Regions from separate parts of the Mus musculus genome. Here region 2 is linked to region 1. Evidence: chromatin loops called from intact Hi-C (ENCODE). Cell type or tissue: left cerebral cortex. All regions are shown on one strand. Links, peaks and the distances in the headings refer to the core of each region. The heading gives the core; the rest is flanking DNA.

Region 1 (8,566 bases), core at 1,202-6,201:
GAACAAGATCCTAAATTAGTTATTTATTAAATATAAATTTAAGTCCAAATAGTACATTTTTCACTTTCGCCCCGGGAAATCAACACTCAGTCTACCTGCTATCAACAACAGGATTAAGTGCCCTCTATTTTCTTTGGGAGTCACAAACTGCATTAATATTTATTACCATGCAAAATTCAAAAGTCCTTAAAATATTGTGTGTTTATTATTTATTTCAACTTGGCATCTCTTTCCTACAAGGTAAGTAAGATATTTAGCTAGAGATTAAAGTGTTGTGAAATGAGATCAATAGCTGCTTTCCATTGCAAACTCCCTCACTCTCTCTTGCCCCCACCCCCACCCCCACCTCCGATTACCCACGCCCCTCGCATGATGGTGAGAACACATATGTGCTGCTTATCTGGTTTTTAACCAAACAAGAAATTGCCAGCAATTTATTCTCATACATTCCCGCTCACAAGCAGACAGCTTGAGCTCCTGATCTTTTCCTCTAGCCAGCAAGCTCTCTGGGAGCCCCCCAGCCCCTCTGCGGGCACCCAAGGACAGCTCCGTGCTGATTTGCAAAGTGATAATGCTATTATCCTATTGTGTATCAGCTTCAGTTCCTTCTGGCTTGCAAAGTCATTCCTGCCTTATCAAATAAAGCATGTGAATACTTGGGCTCAGGTATTCAATAGAATACATTCTGTTGAATCTGGACAAGACAGCCTTTATTTTTATTTTTTTTCCCTCTTCCCAGGAATGCATCTGCAAAATTGTTCTGCCATTCCACATTGATTATGGCAGCCATGTACAGACGTGTTTATCTGAACCATAACCGTGTTACGCTTAAGCTACAGGGACACAGGGATGTTATTTATCCACGGTTACCCTGTGCATACATAATATACAGGAAATAATGTATGCCACATGAAAAAAAAGGAGGGGGAAACTTAAAGCATTTTGTACCAAATGAGCTGGTCCTAAAATCTAGGTGACATCTTAGAGATGACATACGGAATGCCAAGTGAATAACTGCGATGAGCCATTTCCCCACCTGCAAGGATGATCTCTTCTTAAGGCTTGGAAATAGCAACAGGAAAAGGGGAGACTGTGGGGGCGGGGATTGATCTGTGGAGAACTGGAGTTTAGGGTGTTTGAGTCAACAATAGCTGTTCCTCTGAGTTCCCAAACTGAGTTAAATTGATGCCACTCTCCGGGACGGACGGTTGTTACACTAGGCAGGGTCATTAGGATTTGCTTTTTAAATGATCTCTCGGCCTGGAAGGCGGAGAGCTGCTAGCAAGGCAAGGTTAGAGAGAAAATGATAGCGGTATGTTGATGCTTCACAGACCTTATGATAGTTTCCGTCTGTCATTATTTACGTCTGGCTAGATGTGTCATGTCAGCTACCTAGAAGCACTTTAATATGAGGCTCTTGTTTGCCTCCGCTCTTGCGCAGCCAGACTGGGATACGATTATTTTTGCATCACTACACTTAGGTGAGGCTTGCTTCAATCTCTCAGTAATGACACACAAAAGAAATAAAAATGGTTGTGTCCAAGTTATTATATATGCTTGTATTCTAAGATGCGTCGTCAGCATGATTCAGAAAAGTAGGAAAAAAAACGCAGAATTTAAAACAATAAACAGACATTTATTAAGAGATCAGCTTAATTTTATTTGGTTCGGTTCTTCATCCGTATTTTTAGGTAAAGTTATTTTTCTTTGGCTTTGGTTTAATGTCATTATTGAATGGACTCACCTAAGGAAAAAAGCTGTAAATAGAAAGTGAATATTTGATCAACTTTACTCCTGTTGCTTAATATCATTTTATACTATCTCTATAAATCTTATCAGTGTAGCTGTAAATAAAGGCAAACACAGACCTCTAGTTTTATACCTGTGTGACTGATATCATAAAGAAAAACATTCTAAACAATATGTTTATCTCAAGACTGGGCATGGGTGGGTCTAATCATGGTGATTTTAAATCTGCTAAGGCTTTTTATGTACAGGGAAAAATGCTATTATCACAAAAAATAAAATGGAGTTTTAGTCTTCTTTTGTGAAGAGATTATCTTAACAAATGAAGGTGGTATTCTCTAAACCTACCTTGCCCTGGAAGGAAAAGAGACATGTTAGCTGAGAATGGCTGGGTTGTTAGAATTCACTGACATAGTTTAATACTGAAAGCTATAGCATAGCGTTAGTAGGAAGCATAGTTTAATAAAACCCAACTAGTCTAGGTTGATTTTCCCTTATGCCCTAAAAACATAATAAATAAAGTCACATGTTAGTATGAGTGAAAAAAATCTATAAACTCATGTGAAATTGCAAAAGCATATACATTTATGCATCCTACCAACAATGATAAACACTCTGCAATTTTTCCTTACATGTATAATTTAGCACAAAGACTTAAAGAAGTGCCATTTAGAAACGAAGGACTCCATAACATTTGTGAAGTTTCCACCAGGATTCTACATTTAAGCAGTAGGGAACATTGTCATTTGTAAGAATGCACTATCACTCGACAATGAGGAATTCAGTTATTTAGGAGAAACATGGAAAAAAATCACACGTCTTCCTGAACTGTGAGCATTTGACAGATGTTAAACTCGGTGTTAACTGAACAGGTTTCTGCCAGTTCAGGGTCCTTCAGAAATGACTGGGGATGTTCTTGACTTGATCTCCTTATTTGAATGTATATATTTGAATGTATATATTTTTAAAATCTGCAAAAGCTTCTTAAACAGAAAGGTGTGAGGACAAAGACCTTCTCTCTTTTCTGGACATTGGACACTGGAGTTGCAAGCTGACACCTTCAGGTTGGTGCGTTTGTGTTTGGGATACATTTTCATAAATTTCCGCGACGGTGCTCTGTTTGACCTGATTGAAACGGCCTGCATATATATACATTTTTGGAACACTGTGAAACTTGTATCTTAAGCAGTGTGACCTCCATAAACTACCAAAACATGTAGAGGAATTTGAAATGACACTAATCATATCCTCTTAATCCTTTAAAACATTCATTTCACCACAGTGTAAGCATTAAAATATTTTCTTTAGAAAGAGGGCTTGCCCGAGGCATTTTTTTCTTACCTTCTTTTCCTAAGCTACGGCTCAGTTGTGGCTAACAATGACCAGTAGGTGGCGGTCCAGCCACTGAACTGCTTGCTTCAAGACTTTTCTTAACCACTCTGCTGTCAGGAGTACTAGGAAATGGATGTATTTTTCCATTTTAAAGAATTCATTTTATAATTAATCTTGAAATACATTCCTAAGATCTAAAGACACCGAAACGCTGTGCTGACTACATCCTTAAGTGCACACCCCTAGAGAGGATCCATTTAATTCAAGAACTGTGTCTCCGTCTCTGCTTCCCCTCCCCCACCATCAGTTTTAATGCAAGTCCTTATGCAGCTTGGTAGTTGAGGACACGATGAGCACATTCAGGGCCGTGCGTTCCGTGCGTGGATGTCTTTGTATGGTTTTGAAATAACCTCAGGAACTTTCGTCTCCCTGCTCTTACAGGTAGACTGTGTGGAACACCTTTCACCTTTTTTCTTCTTTTCTTTTCTTTCTTTTTTTTTTTTTTTTTAACCCCAGAAGAGGGTGGGTGGGGAAGAGTTCCTAGAGAGGAAAGTATCTGAGACACCCAAGCGATGCAGGAAGGGCCTGGCTTGTTTACGGTGGAGAGAAGAGGATGCCAGGTGCACATGAGATACCTTCTGTGAGAATTTGGTAGATGAACAAATGAGCAGATAAAACACACATTCTATTCGTCTTTCACAAGTCTGCCCTGTGGGGTTTTTTTTTTTTTTTTTTTTTTTTTTTTTTTTTTTTTTTTTTTTTTGCTGTTGTCTCAGTTCTCCACAGACAATGAGAAAGCTACGGTCTTCACCACTGTCCTTCATGCAGACATGGCTGTTAATTACTGTCACCACCAGGGCGACACAGCAGGACATGACTCTAGTGGAGTCCGTCTGGGATGGAAATGACGTTCAGTTCCAGAGAATGACTGACCACACGTCTTTAAAAATCCAGACTCATGCTGCAGAAAGGGCAAACTGTTTCAGTCCCATTGACCTCAGAGCTGTGTCGACTACACCAGTTTGTAAACTTGCCCATGCCTTAGCTTCTCCACCTCAAATGTGAGGATAGCAAAAAATCCCTATTTTACGAGGTTGCTATGGGGACTAAATTAATTGGTACATGTAAGAAATTTAGATTCTTGCCATGTACATGTCGAACTCTTGCTGAAATATTTGTTAATACAAAAATATCACATTAAAATATTATTATTTACTAGTGGACTTGACCTAACATCATTTAAAAAAAATTTATTTCTTTCTACTCCTCCTGCTCCTCCCCCTGCTCCTCCTCCTCTCCCTCCTCTCCCTCCTCTTCCTCCTCTTCCTCCTCTTCCTCCTCTTCCTCCTCTTCCTCCTCTTCCTCCTCTTCCTCCTCTTCCTCCTCTTCCTCCTCCGCCTGCTGAGATGGGGCCTCACTGGACAACCTAGGGTGTCCTGGAGCTAATGATCTACCCAGCTCAGTTTCCTAAGCGGTAGAGTCACAGGCACGTACCCCAGTACATTTTTTTTTCACGATATTAATGCAGCTAGTGAGACTCACCATGACATGAGGTGGACTTGGTGGTGTAAGTAAAGGTTTGCATGATAAAATAACCAGTAGACCCTAAAACGTACAGAAGACTGTAAACTGAGAAATCCCGACTCCTCCTCTCTTCCCTGCTCCTTTCTCCTCCTTGGACCTCTCTCCCCTTCTCTCTTCCCTTATAATCTCTTTACCCAGTTTCAGAGATAACCAGGAAGTTAATAACTACCAGCAGTTTCTCTGCTTCCACCCCCATGCTTGCTCGAATCCCAGTCTGACTAAGCTCAGAGAGCCCTTTCTAAATGCCACAAGTTCATCACCATCCAATATCTCAGAAAGGGCCAGGTGACGTCATCTGTCTCTCCTCAGCTCTTTTACCACACGTCATTAAGATGACCAACTTCACAACAACTTGCCTAAAGAGGAGACATTGTTAGGTGATATCTTCTTCTTTTTTCTTTTCTTTTCTCTTTTTCATCTCTCAAAACTTAAAGCTGTAGTTTGCCAAAACTCAAGTCAGATCCCGAGGGGACTTAAGTTAGTTCAAACGTCAAGAAAGAAGCGACTCAAGCTGTGTTTACAATCTGGCAATTTACTCCCTTCATACACAGCTAGCTGTGCACCAGCCCTCAGACCCGATTTTCGGGTTGCTGTAATAAGTACTTTCTTACGTCCCTGAGAAATACGCAAGGGAAGAAAACCCTCCCGTGCCTACACATTCCTTTTCCTCCTTCTACGCAAACAGTGTGGCATTTTTAATAAAGATTGTGAACTAGTTAGTGTCTTTAAAAATGAATCATTTGCTAACTTCCTTAGATATAAACATTCTCCCCTCAGCCCCCAGAATTTTCTGTTCTCAGAACTGAACTCTTGAAGAAAGGAGGTCAAAATACTAAGTTTGAGCAATTTAAGAAAGAGACATTGAGTAATTTAAACAGGAGACATTCGCTACAAGACTCATTCGTTTAAATTACATGAAACCTGAGGTAGAGTGTTGCAATTAGGAGCCTGTAAGTCCTCGGGCAATTTTCAGCTAAGAGACCGCTTTAATAGAGTATGACAAGGTTCCTTTTGTTTTTCATAAAAAATTGTATTCCCTTTTGAAATGTAACAAACCCCTAATGAAATTACAGCCTGCTCATTGTTCGGGCCCTACTTTTCATGTTTTGAGAGGTCAACAATGTCAAAACAATTACTGCAAATTTATGATGGACAAACCTCCAAAGACTTGGAGGTTGGTTAGGTCAAACATCTGAGGCTCCTTGTGAAGCCAAGGGAAGGCTCAGTCAGGCCTCACCTGGAAGAGCAGGGCGTCCCTCAGAAAGAAAGAGAACGGAATACAATGCATCGAGAGGACACTGGGGCAGGGCAGAGCAAACCCGATTTTCATTGTCCATTCCCTACTTCCTTTATTTATCCCTCCAAAATAACCAGGGGTCTCCATGGGTGCTTTTCTGTATGGTTTTCATTTTTATTTGTTGATTTATTTGCTTGTTCATTCGACTATTTGTGATGAGAAATTGTTTACTGCAAAGAAACAGAAGAGTTTTGAAACAAAAGAAAAGTATGTTTATATGTCTATGATTAGTTTCATGGTGATAAATTCAGCCACACCAGAGAGCAAACACTTTCTGTCCGTAAACAGTTAGATGGGTTCTGGTGGCTCAGTAATAATAGTAACCGCACATACCGTACCCAGTCCCCCCACCCCACACATGTCACGTGATTCATTAGAAGTTTAAGAGACTTGAGAAGAAGACAACAAAATGTACTTTATAAAGTAGTCATGCCAAACCAGTCTCCACATGTCACCAGTTCTCAGTGGTGAGTCAGCATAGAGTCTCTGCAAAGGGACCATCTTAATTCCAGAAAAATAGATTACTTACCTTGTACTGTGATGGACGAGATAAATGACCCTAAGCTAGGCTTGTGATGCTGCTGACACCAAGACTCAGTAAATTAGCATTCTAAAATAAGTCAGGTGGTCCTTCATTCAGGGTCCCATATACACATTACACATGGGAATGAGAGAAAAGTCATTGATTTCTGATAGATCAGATATAAATGGTCATGGTCTTATTTGATTAAGAGTTTATAATGAACTAATGGTGTTATTTGACTGCTGAGGATATCAATATGCTGACAAGTAGCACATAGCTTTATATAGCAGGCATTGTTCCAAATTACAAACATTATTTCACTTATTTCTATTGACAGCATTTTATAAACCAAAAATTGATGTGGAGAATAGGCAGCTAGATGGCTTACCCCAGGGAAGAGTCAGAATAAGGATGTCAGGGTCTCTCCAGTGTCTTCACTCTGAGTCTCCACTTACATAGCCCTTTGGCTTAGGCACTGTGACTGTCCTACTGTTCCTTGTCCAGGGTTGTCTCTCATTTCACCGTACCTTTTAAGATGCATATGGATAAAACACAGCATAAACATAGCAGTAAGGCTGTCACCAACAGAACATGGAAGAGAACTGGCAGGGGAGGGGGGTCATGGTAGATATTCTCATAGATCTGCTCTCTCCCTTGTCAGGAAAAGGTGGCACTTGTTTGTGGGTTCCTATCAGACATGGGAGTCAGGGACAGGCAAATCTCAACCCAACACAAGCAACTGAAACTAGGCAAGCACCTTTCTTGTAAGGACGTGAGGACCTCATTCCTGTAAGGGTCAAGAAGTCAGGTCAAGGGTGGGGCTGTGCCTTGGAGAAGACTGACCCAGCTGGTCCTAGGCTGCCTTCCAAGATGCAAAGGTTTGGAAAAGCCACAGCAAGGTGTAAAGAAGAAAGAATCTTTGGCCGCTACCCTGTACCTAAACCACACACTCTCTCATCTCCAACTGTGCCCATATATGATAGAGATATGTTGGGTTTACACCCAGCAAATCCAGTCTCAGTAACTGTGTAATAGACATCTCTTCTGTCTCAGTGTCTCATTCTGTGAACAAAGGAGAAGGAAATAAAGATGGGAAAAAAACGAGGGAGGACAGGAGGGAAACAAAGGGACAAAAAATAGAAAAGGTAAGAAAACTAGATCTACGTGTGGGTCTCCCATCAAGCCTCTTAGGGCTTCTGTCTGTTGGGCACAATAAGACGGGCACAGGGTAGTCAGTGCACCAAGTAGAAACAATCCAAAGTGAATTGTGCTGAGTGGCTCATCTGGGTACATGCAGGGGTGTAACACCAGTGATAGGATGTTTTGCTGCAAGTGAGGACAACTAGCATTTAGAGAAAAAGCATTAGAATGAAAAATGACATGCATGTGTGCATATGTGTGTGTGTGCATGCATGTGTGTGTGTGTGTGTGTGTTTCTGTGTGTGCAAAAATCTCAGGATGTGGAAAATGAAAATAAAGGCCCAAGCCAATTACCCTGCTTTTATGCATTCCAAGACAGTAAAATATATGAACTTTTATTACTGGTAATCAATATCTTTTATCCACCCATTTTTATATCAACTTTAAAATAAAGCTGCAGAAATCATGGGGTATCATAAAAAATAAAATACAAGAATCTTCTAAAGTGTTTTTAAAATGTAATTTTGAACACCAAGTCAAATGTGACTATTTGCACGTGTGGAGGAAAAACACAAGCACATCAATTATATTCATAATAAGTTTAAGGAGCTGGATTGGATATTATGTTATGTATCTAAGTAAGAGAACAGATGTGGTATAAATGTAGAAGCTGGAAATGAGGTGGCTTATTTTTCAATTTCCCGAGCTTTACATTAAGGAAGTACGATTGAAGCTTGAAATCATAATTGTAATATGGAAGTTGAAAAATGTTCAATCTTTTAGCTAAAGATTGGTTTGGAAAGGAACCATTATGTCTTTCTCAAAAATAATATATCAAGAGTTGAGGTTTAAAAAAATGTCAGGACTAATAAAGTATGTTAGAAGCAAAATTAACCTGTAGGGGCTAGAGAGATGGCTCAGTGGTTAAGATCCTATACAGCTCT
Region 2 (8,566 bases), core at 1,599-6,598, 280 kb after region 1:
CAATGTTATATAAAGACTCAGAAATAGTAAGATCATAAATCAACTTAACAGATAATCATTTTATAATTTCTTATTCTTTTAAGTTGAAATGGTAATATTATACTCTAAAATTGATAGTTATCAGGCTACAAGTATATGATTATCTGTGTAAAACCATACATATACACACATGCGCACACACACTTATTTTCATAGGTGTATCTCACATATCTTAACCATAAATATAATCACAAAATAATTATCAGCACCCAGTAAGAACTGCAATACTATTTATATGTCAGAATTATCTCAAGGCATATCTATTTTAAGAGTTTCTTTTTTTAGAAAAGTAATGAATGCCTAATTATAAAGTACTTTCATTTACAAAGTAATTTCTTACGGGCAAAAATATTATCTGTTCTAAAACACTCTGAAGCATGCTAACTTAATTTTACAAACTACAATTAAGTTGCAAACTAAATATTAATCCAGTAATTAATATATATATATATACATATATATATTGTGTGTGTATGTATATCTATCTATATATAGATATATAGATATAGATATATATACATATATATATAGATAGATAGATAGATAGATAGATAGATAGATAGATAGATAGATATTCCTCAGTATTTGAAACTCTAAAATGTGATTATGAGGTATTCTGGAAATCTAATGAACAAAAGTATAAACTCTGAGTCAAGATTAAACAAATCTTAAAATCTTAGGATTCTAAAAATAATCACCAAGAAAGATAGAAGTAAAGAAATTTAGATGATTACTTATTTGTATTTCTCTGTCATTGCCACACTATTTTGAAACTGGCTTTTGATATCTGACAGTGTTTCATGCACAACTAGATTGCGTATTTCCATCTCTAAAAGAAGTGTATCCTTCCAAGCTTGTAACAATCATACCTTGAGACCAAATTCTGTTTGGGCTGGATTTTTTGAGACAGGGTTTTCCTATATAGTCTAGCCTACCCTCAACTACTTTTCTGCCTCAGCCTCTGAGTACTGACTGGTATTACAAACGTGTACCATCATGTCCCACCTGGCTTAGACTGACCTTTTACTGTCTGAAATTAATAACAACATCAGTTACACACTTGGCACAAGATCTCTAAGAAGCCCTAAAACAAGTGATTCCCAAGAATTTTATCATTTAGATACTGTCCCCCTCCACTTCACAAATTAAGACCCTGAAGCTACAGAAGTAATATGCTAAGCCCCAAAGATACTAGGCAGCAAAGTCAGACACATTATTTTAGTTTTTTTTTTTTTTTAATGCAGCCAATCATTCCAAACAGCATGAAGTCAGAAATGAAGAGTACTTATATAGCATAGGCTGGAATATAGCTCTATAGGCTAGAATGTCTATGTATACAATATAAACAGCTGGGGATGCTGGTCAGAGGTAGAGCATTTGTCTAGTACATGTAGATCCCGGAGCTCAATTCTCAGCACCATAAAACAGAAAAATAAAAACAAAGTTAAATAAAATATGTGAGAGTTCCTTGAACCTTCTCAAATAGTAGGTAAGCAAAGCTACTAAAATAGAAAATGAGTTATAAACAAGAGACAGTGTTTATGGCAATGAATGCATCAGGTAGCCCAATCCCTACCAGATTAAATCTGAGTGCTTACATTTGCATTTGAGAAAAGCTAAATGGCTTGCTAAATTCCTAGGGTTTCCGTTAGAACTTTTAGATCAACTAGCCTAAAATAGTCTTTACTGCATATTATTTTTTAAATGAGCATATGAAATATGCTCGTAATTCATAATGAATACCTATTTTATGTCAGTTATTTATTTGGAAAATGTTTTGCTGTTAAAAAACAATGATTTAGCCTCCAGGCTCCCTGAAGCAAGAAGTTGTGCTTTTACATTTACCCTCTGAGATATAAGTCATAGTCATTAAATCCATGCTCTCATAAGCATAGCAACAATCGATTCTTACTGCTTCAGAAATTTTTCTATCACATTCTAGTAGTATTAAAGCTGATTTACTATAATGTACATATGATAGTATTTTTTAACAGATGTAAAACACAGGAAGATTGGCTATTTTCTATAGTACTGAGTTCATTTCTCAATCACACCCATTGCTGCTGTCCTTTCCTTTACTCCAATTCTGACTGACCATCACTTACTGTAAAAAAAAAAAAAAAAAAGGAGCCAAAACATTAAATATCCCTGTTTCTCAATTTCCTTATTTGCAAAAGACAGATAGAATCCTCTAGGGTGTTGAAAGGCTTAACTCTGTCCTGACTTACCCTAGTACCTGATAACATAGTCATTACCCATAATTGTTTTTCTTGATGTACTTATTGCCATTTTCTAATCCATCTCACTTTCTTGACTCTAGCATTTCCTTCTGAAGCATAAATCACTCCCTTCCTCAGGCAGCTTGTCCCCAAACAAGTGCAGTCTCTTTCCAGCTCTGATATCACAATGGGACTTAGCATGTATGACCTTAAGGGCTGAGTGCATCTAAATGTGGGGGGTTAAGATTTATTTTCATGTGTATGAGTATTGTGCTTGCATGTATGTGCACCATGTGTGTGCCTTGTGCCCAGGGAAGTCAGAAGTGGGTGTTAGAGTTACAGATGGCTGTGACCCACCATATGGGTCATCTGAGTGCCCCCAAGCTCTCCAGCCCTCTACCATACTGATGATGTTTTCCACTGTTATTCACACTCAGACCTAAGTGTTTTTCTTGAATTCTCAACTCACTTCAAATCACATTAAAACAATGGGATAAGGATTCAAAACATGGCTCAGCCATTTACCAGCTATATGATCTTAAACTTAGAGAGTTCTTAAACTCTGAGCTTTGGCTAATAAAGCAGTTAGAATATTTACATTCCTTGGAATTGTATAAATTTAGTGAACTTATTTATCACTTGGCACAGTATTTAGCACATAGTATTTAGGTAATTTTAGCCATTACTATTGCTGTTACCAAAACCACATGTAATATCTAAATGAAGCATGTGCCTAACATTCCATTAAATGAGTGCATATTTTAATTATTTCATAATTTAAAATCTGTAAGTATAAAATAAGTTTGTGTTTTTACTAAAAATATTTTTCTCATTTACCCTAGCATGGAAATAAATAAATGGAGTATTTTTCAAGCACTTCCCATTATAATAAACGTATAAGCCTTCATAGAAAACAACAAAAGAAATGGAGTTTTGTGGTTTTTAACCTTTGATTCCAAACTTAAATATAAACTAGTCACCTTTAACAGCATCTCCACATTATACTACACAATTTGGGTTTAAATGTGATTTGTTCGAAATCGCTTTCAAATGTCCAAATAGGCAACTCTGAAATATCTTACACCAGGTTTATTGCCCAAAAAAAAAAAAAAAAAAAATGGTAAGCACACTTCTAAAAGCACTTTTAATATGAGATGACCACCACAAAATAAATAAATATAAAAATTAAAAATAAAAAAGACTGACAGGGAGATTTCTATATGAACTCATACCTTTATTAGAGTCACCTATCCAAGCATTCTTCCAACATATAAACACCATAAACATTTATTAACATCATTACTATGGTGACCCCAATAGATGTCAAGGAACTTTTTAAAACTTCACTTTTAAATGAACCACTCTTGCTTAAGGTTCGTATTCGAAATCAACTTTGTTCTTCTAAGAAGGCACTATGGAGACCTTTGGGAACTAGGTATTAGCCCTGCCTGCCAGCTTGAACATATATATGCCTGTAACTAAATTTACTCACATCCATCACACCTCTAGACAATGTTGTCAACGCTAAGACTGAGGCCACAGAGACAGAAAACAATAGGCTCTAAGCACCACAAACCAGAAACCAAAAAGTAAGAACAGAACACTGAAAACTCAGTGAGTCGCAGGTGTTGCTTAAAACTGCACGCAGAAATAAATTCACCAATCCGAACTCTCCGTCCGCAAACACACCATCAAAGAATTAAACCTACTGATGCCCCTTGGAGTTGCTTTTCCCGGGTCGCTCCTGTCACCACGCACCTTCGTCCTACCCCACCCCTCAGACTGGTCGCTGTCCCTCCAATAAGTAAGGACAATGGTTGTGGAGCAGCTCCTCTAAGTCGCTCACAATCCACGCCCACACGCGGACGGAGCAGCATGACACTGACAGTTTTCAGACCTTCCCGTCGTGCCAGCTCAGGTGGACGCGGAGGTGATCGGGGCTCTCAGGGTGGATATTTCAGCTAGGGATGTGCTCTCTGGGACCTTCTGACACTTCTTAACACAGGGGGGGCCCAAGGGCTCGGGCTCTAAACAGCCACTGCGCGGAATCCCTGAGAACATACCCGGAAAGAACACCGGCCTCAGGGGAGGCAGAGCCGGGTCTCGTGCGCTCCGGAGCCGCTCGGGCCGCTGTTCAGGGCGATCCACGAGAGAAGGCGGCAACAGTGTACGGAGGGCAGCAGCCCCGCGGCGTGTTCCCCAGCCGCCACCAAGCTCTAGGCCACTTGGCAGGGGCGGAGGCACCCGGGCCGGCGCGCCGAGGAACCCGGAGACTGGTTCCCGCTGTCCGGAGCGCCTCCGTCTACGCGGCCCTCCCTTCACAGTCCTACCTGAGAAAAGCGGGCGCCGCTCGGCCTGGGCGTCCACTCGGGGAAGCCTGGGTCGCCACCGCGTAGAGCCTCTGGAGCAGGCAGCAGCACCTACAGATAGAGCGCTGGGCCCGGCCAATGCCTTCCCATCAAACCCCGCGCTCCTGCCGCCAGCCAATGGGCGCTGCAGCCGGCGCGCGCCGCTCCCCCATCACGTGATCCGGCCGGCCCAGCCGTTGGTGCCTCAGAGCGGCGGGTGTGGCAGGAGGATTTAGGCTGAGTATCCTCCGCGCTAGTGTAGGCTGTCGGTCCTCGGGGCACCACAGGGTAGGGCGGTTCCGACTGACTCTTACTAGTTCTGCCTCCTTTTCTCATGAACAACTCCCACGCCCCAGTCTCGCCAAGAAAAGAAACTGATCCTGATTGTCCCAGACCTTCTGAGCGAGAGAAGAGTGGGGAGGACAAAGGGGAGGGACGTTGAAGGTCGAGACCTGTGTGTCTGGAAAAGAGAGGGTACCTGAGATCCCAGATCAGCTGTCATCCAGAAGGCAGCAAAAAAGTTTACATTGCATAGCTCAGAAGCCATCCCAGCCAAGCAAGTGGAGAGAGACAGACAGACATCATACATAACACCTCCTGGCCATACCCCATGAGGGCTTTAGGCTTGTTTCTGTTGCTCTTGGACGTCAAAAAGGGTCCTTTCATGACTACGCGCTTATCTCACCAGCATGAGAAGAACTTGAAATGATAAGGATGGTCTTTTCAAGCTAAGGGGTAGCAACAAAGGCTGAGCTTTCCAAAATTACACTCTTAACAATCTCCAAAACCTCTGAATAACTGGGGCCCCTTAAACAGTAGTGCTGTATTTCCCTAAGAATTGAAAACGACCTAAAGAAGGCTGTATTCCAGTCAACTGCAAGTATCAATAACAAAACTTCAATGGGAGGGGTGGGGGCGCTCCATAGGCAAAATTAGGAGGGAAACTTCAACAAAAGCTTTTATGTTCTGTGTTCAATCACTTTTACGGGTTTTTCTTCTTTAGTTAAGGAAGAAAATGTTTCTGATTTTCAAAGTGCAATAGATATAATAATATGCTATGTTTACACTGACAACACCAGCAGAGAAGAAGGCATAGACATAGTATCTACTTTGTAAGATAATCCCCTAAATTCTAAGATCTTCAGTTACAGCTTTGTAAACTTAAAAGAATAGGAGAGAGCTAAACTTTAGTGTGCCATGTATCGCCTCACCAATGTGGAAGAAAGTAAACAGACATTTCACCAGTTTTTATTTGGAAAATTAGCCATTTTATTTCCCAGCCTTGGTAGTTTCTAAGAACATAAAACTCGTGCTGCCTCTTGTCTCAGATCTTTCCTAAAGGGAACAGGAAAGTTTTGTTTGTTTTTGTTGTTGTTGTTGTGTTTTGTTTTGTTTTTGACTCTTGCTAATACTTGTCCTAGGGTTTTTCATTGAGCTATCAGGGAGTTTAAAAATAAAACAGGACAGAGAGAAGAGAGCTAGCTAGAGGCAAAGATTCTAAAAGATCTAATCCTGAAAAAAAAGTTTCTAGGGAAATCACATGAGAAAAAATGTTAGCCTAGCCAGGTTTGAAAGGGAAACATAAAGTCTAAATCATCTCTCAAATCTTCCCAAGTATTTTTCAAGTGAGGAAACAAAGTAGAAAAATATGTATAGTGCTAAAGACAGCACTATATTTATATTTGTCTTATAAATGGAGAGGATATCCACCGAGGATATGGCTAGATGGTAGTAAGCTTATCTAGTGTATACAAGGCCCAGGATTTAGTCCGCAGTACCATGAAAGAAATGAAGAAAGTGAAAAGGAAGTGTGTCACAGGACAATGCAGGAAAGACAAACAGAACTAAACATGGGATATACTGCTAAACTGCAGACTCCAGGATGATTTTGAGTATTTATGGACTAGGCCCTTCGTTAAGTACTGAGGAAGCATACCATAGCTACAATAAAGCATCCAACAGGAGTGGGAAGAAAACTACAAGTTAAAAAGTGTTCTATGTTCACAGTGTTAGAAGGCATCACAGCAGCCAGGGATGATGGGAAAGCCAGTGGAGCGGCTGTTCTAACAAGTCCTCAAGAGTGGCTCCCTACTAAGCCTAAACCGTAACAGGACAGCATCTAAAGAAGTGAAATCCAGAGACTACTTTGAGAGAGGAAACAAACTGTTCAAGCTGATAGAATTTTAAGACTAATTTAGGAAGAGGGTATTCAATTTTCTTAGGTGTTATGAAAACTTACAGGTGGGGAATTTGTCAATCTAGCCAGAGGTGTTAGAGTAAGCTTTCTTAAGGAGGTCACACTCAAATTAGATCCAAAAGATAAGAAACACAATCGTGAAGAAACACAAGGAGTGTCCTATGTAAAGGCCTTTTGTTTGAAGCAAGCATTGCAAGCCTAAGAGACTAAAAGGAGGCCATTGTGACTGGACAAGGAGACAGCGATACAATGTGAAACTGGGCACCACACTAAAAGATCAGTTTGGCCTTGTTTTCTAAAAAACAAAACTTAATCCTTTTCTTGAGAAAACAGGAGTCTGATAAGATCAGAGCAAAATCATTCCAGCTACGGTGTGGGAGCACAAGTTTGGCCAACATTGGACCAATTAGGATGCACAAGTGATGGGTGAAGTTAGGCATAGTTTAATTGACAGAGGGAGGAAATAAAAATAAGAAGGGCAAATGGAACAAATTATAAAGTGAGAGACCTTGGTGACAGACTCATATCAAGGTTTCGGGTAAGAGAAAAATCACTGGAGAGTCCTGGTGGGCCCACTGCTAATGCCATCAGTGAGAGATAGGGAGCACTGGAAAAGAGCCAGACTTAGAGGGAAATGGTGATTTTAACTTGAAGAAAGAGTTTAGGATGATTTTATGACTTCAAAAGGAAGTGTAAACACTTGGATTTATGGGTCTGAAGCACCAAAAGGTCTAAGGTAGACAAAAACGTGTTACTTTATAATCGGCCCTTTTCTGCAGAGTGGGCCCTTTCTTTCAAATGAAGCCATCCTTATCTAAGTCAGATATTTTGTTCTGTTCTTTACATTTAGAACATAAAATTAAAAGTGGAAGTGTGGAGAGCCTTTGGGGGTGCCACTTGGCAGGAATCTGATATTAGCCATGACAAGTCAGTCCAGGCACGGAATCTGACTTTAGGGTATGACAAAGAAGTAAGTACAGGAAGGTACCTGATGTTGGCCACGGACAAGGAAGTAAGAATCTGACTTTAGGGTAGAACAAAGACATAGGCTCAGATATCTTGATCATCCTTAGAAACATTTATCACTGGCGTGATCACGGGACTTTGTGTTTATTGTCTTACTTGTTCCTTGACTGTTGTCTTGCTTGATTCCTCATTATACTACTCTCCCACCTGCATGTAATTAAAGTGGTATAAAAGCGGATTGGAAAAAATAAACCCACCTTCAGTCTCAGAATTGACTGAACCCATGCCACAGTGTTATCTAATTCTTTTTTTCTTTTTAATCCAAACTCCTGCGCTGGAGAACCTGTTGACCGACTGAGCGAGCTTGGTCATGGAAGTCACCATAGTAGTGTCCAGGTTTCCCCACGAATAGCCAGGGGCCCTTGTTAAAAATCCAAATTTTCAGTCTTCCCTTAGAAATGCTTGTCCAATATGGAAACTTGGATTTTTAATAAGTAGCACTGTTGATTCTTTTTATCACTAAGTTTGTTCAAGCAGTGGTCCTCTGGTGCCAAAGACTAACTGCATGGGAAGTTAAATACTTCACCAAGGCGCTTACTAAAGTACAGACTCTTCTCACTGGGGGCAAACTACTGCAGCTGGCTGCACTAAGGAGCTCAATGGTGCCTTTTCAAGATTCCTTGCCTCAGACTGCCCTGTCATGGCTTTTCCTACTTTTCTATTATTTTTTTTTTCTCCTTTCATCCTACAGGTTCTTTCTGTATCATAGCTTCGTGGTTTGTGTTTTTATGGGATTC

Evidence for each region. Hi-C counts contacts between places; a loop is a spot of excess contacts. Peaks named below come from ENCODE experiments on the same cell type or tissue, not always from the same donor. Only the 100,000 strongest peaks of a DNase experiment are listed, where the experiment ranks them.
Region 2: a loop joins it to region 1, with 2.7 times the contacts of the local background. A loop is called at or near these places in 6 of 42 quality-filtered maps.

What each region holds. Positions count from the first base shown.
Region 1 is chr2:74,297,320-74,305,885 of GRCm38, forward strand. 4930441J16Rik (RIKEN cDNA 4930441J16 gene) reads right to left here. Exons shown (of 5, transcript NR_040501.1): 3 at 6,871-7,009; 4 at 3,088-3,200; 5 at 1,621-1,757. Among named protein-coding and RNA genes, the nearest start is that of 4930441J16Rik, 6.1 kb to the right of the region's middle. In left cerebral cortex, for the core only: CTCF peaks have their summits at 3,128 (motif pointing right) and 3,930; DNase peaks (open chromatin) are centred at 3,185, 3,360 and 3,951; H3K4me3 peaks cover 536 bases.
Region 2 is chr2:74,574,231-74,582,796 of GRCm38, forward strand. It overlaps Lnpk (lunapark, ER junction formation factor), which reads right to left and starts at 4,718. Exons shown (of 13, transcript NM_027133.3): 1 at 4,589-4,718. 4930445N08Rik (RIKEN cDNA 4930445N08 gene) reads left to right here and starts at 4,814. Exons shown (of 2, transcript NR_166470.1): 1 at 4,814-4,894. In left cerebral cortex, for the core only: a CTCF peak has its summit at 4,680; DNase peaks (open chromatin) are centred at 4,173 and 4,763; H3K4me3 peaks cover 1,818 bases; H3K27ac peaks cover 971 bases.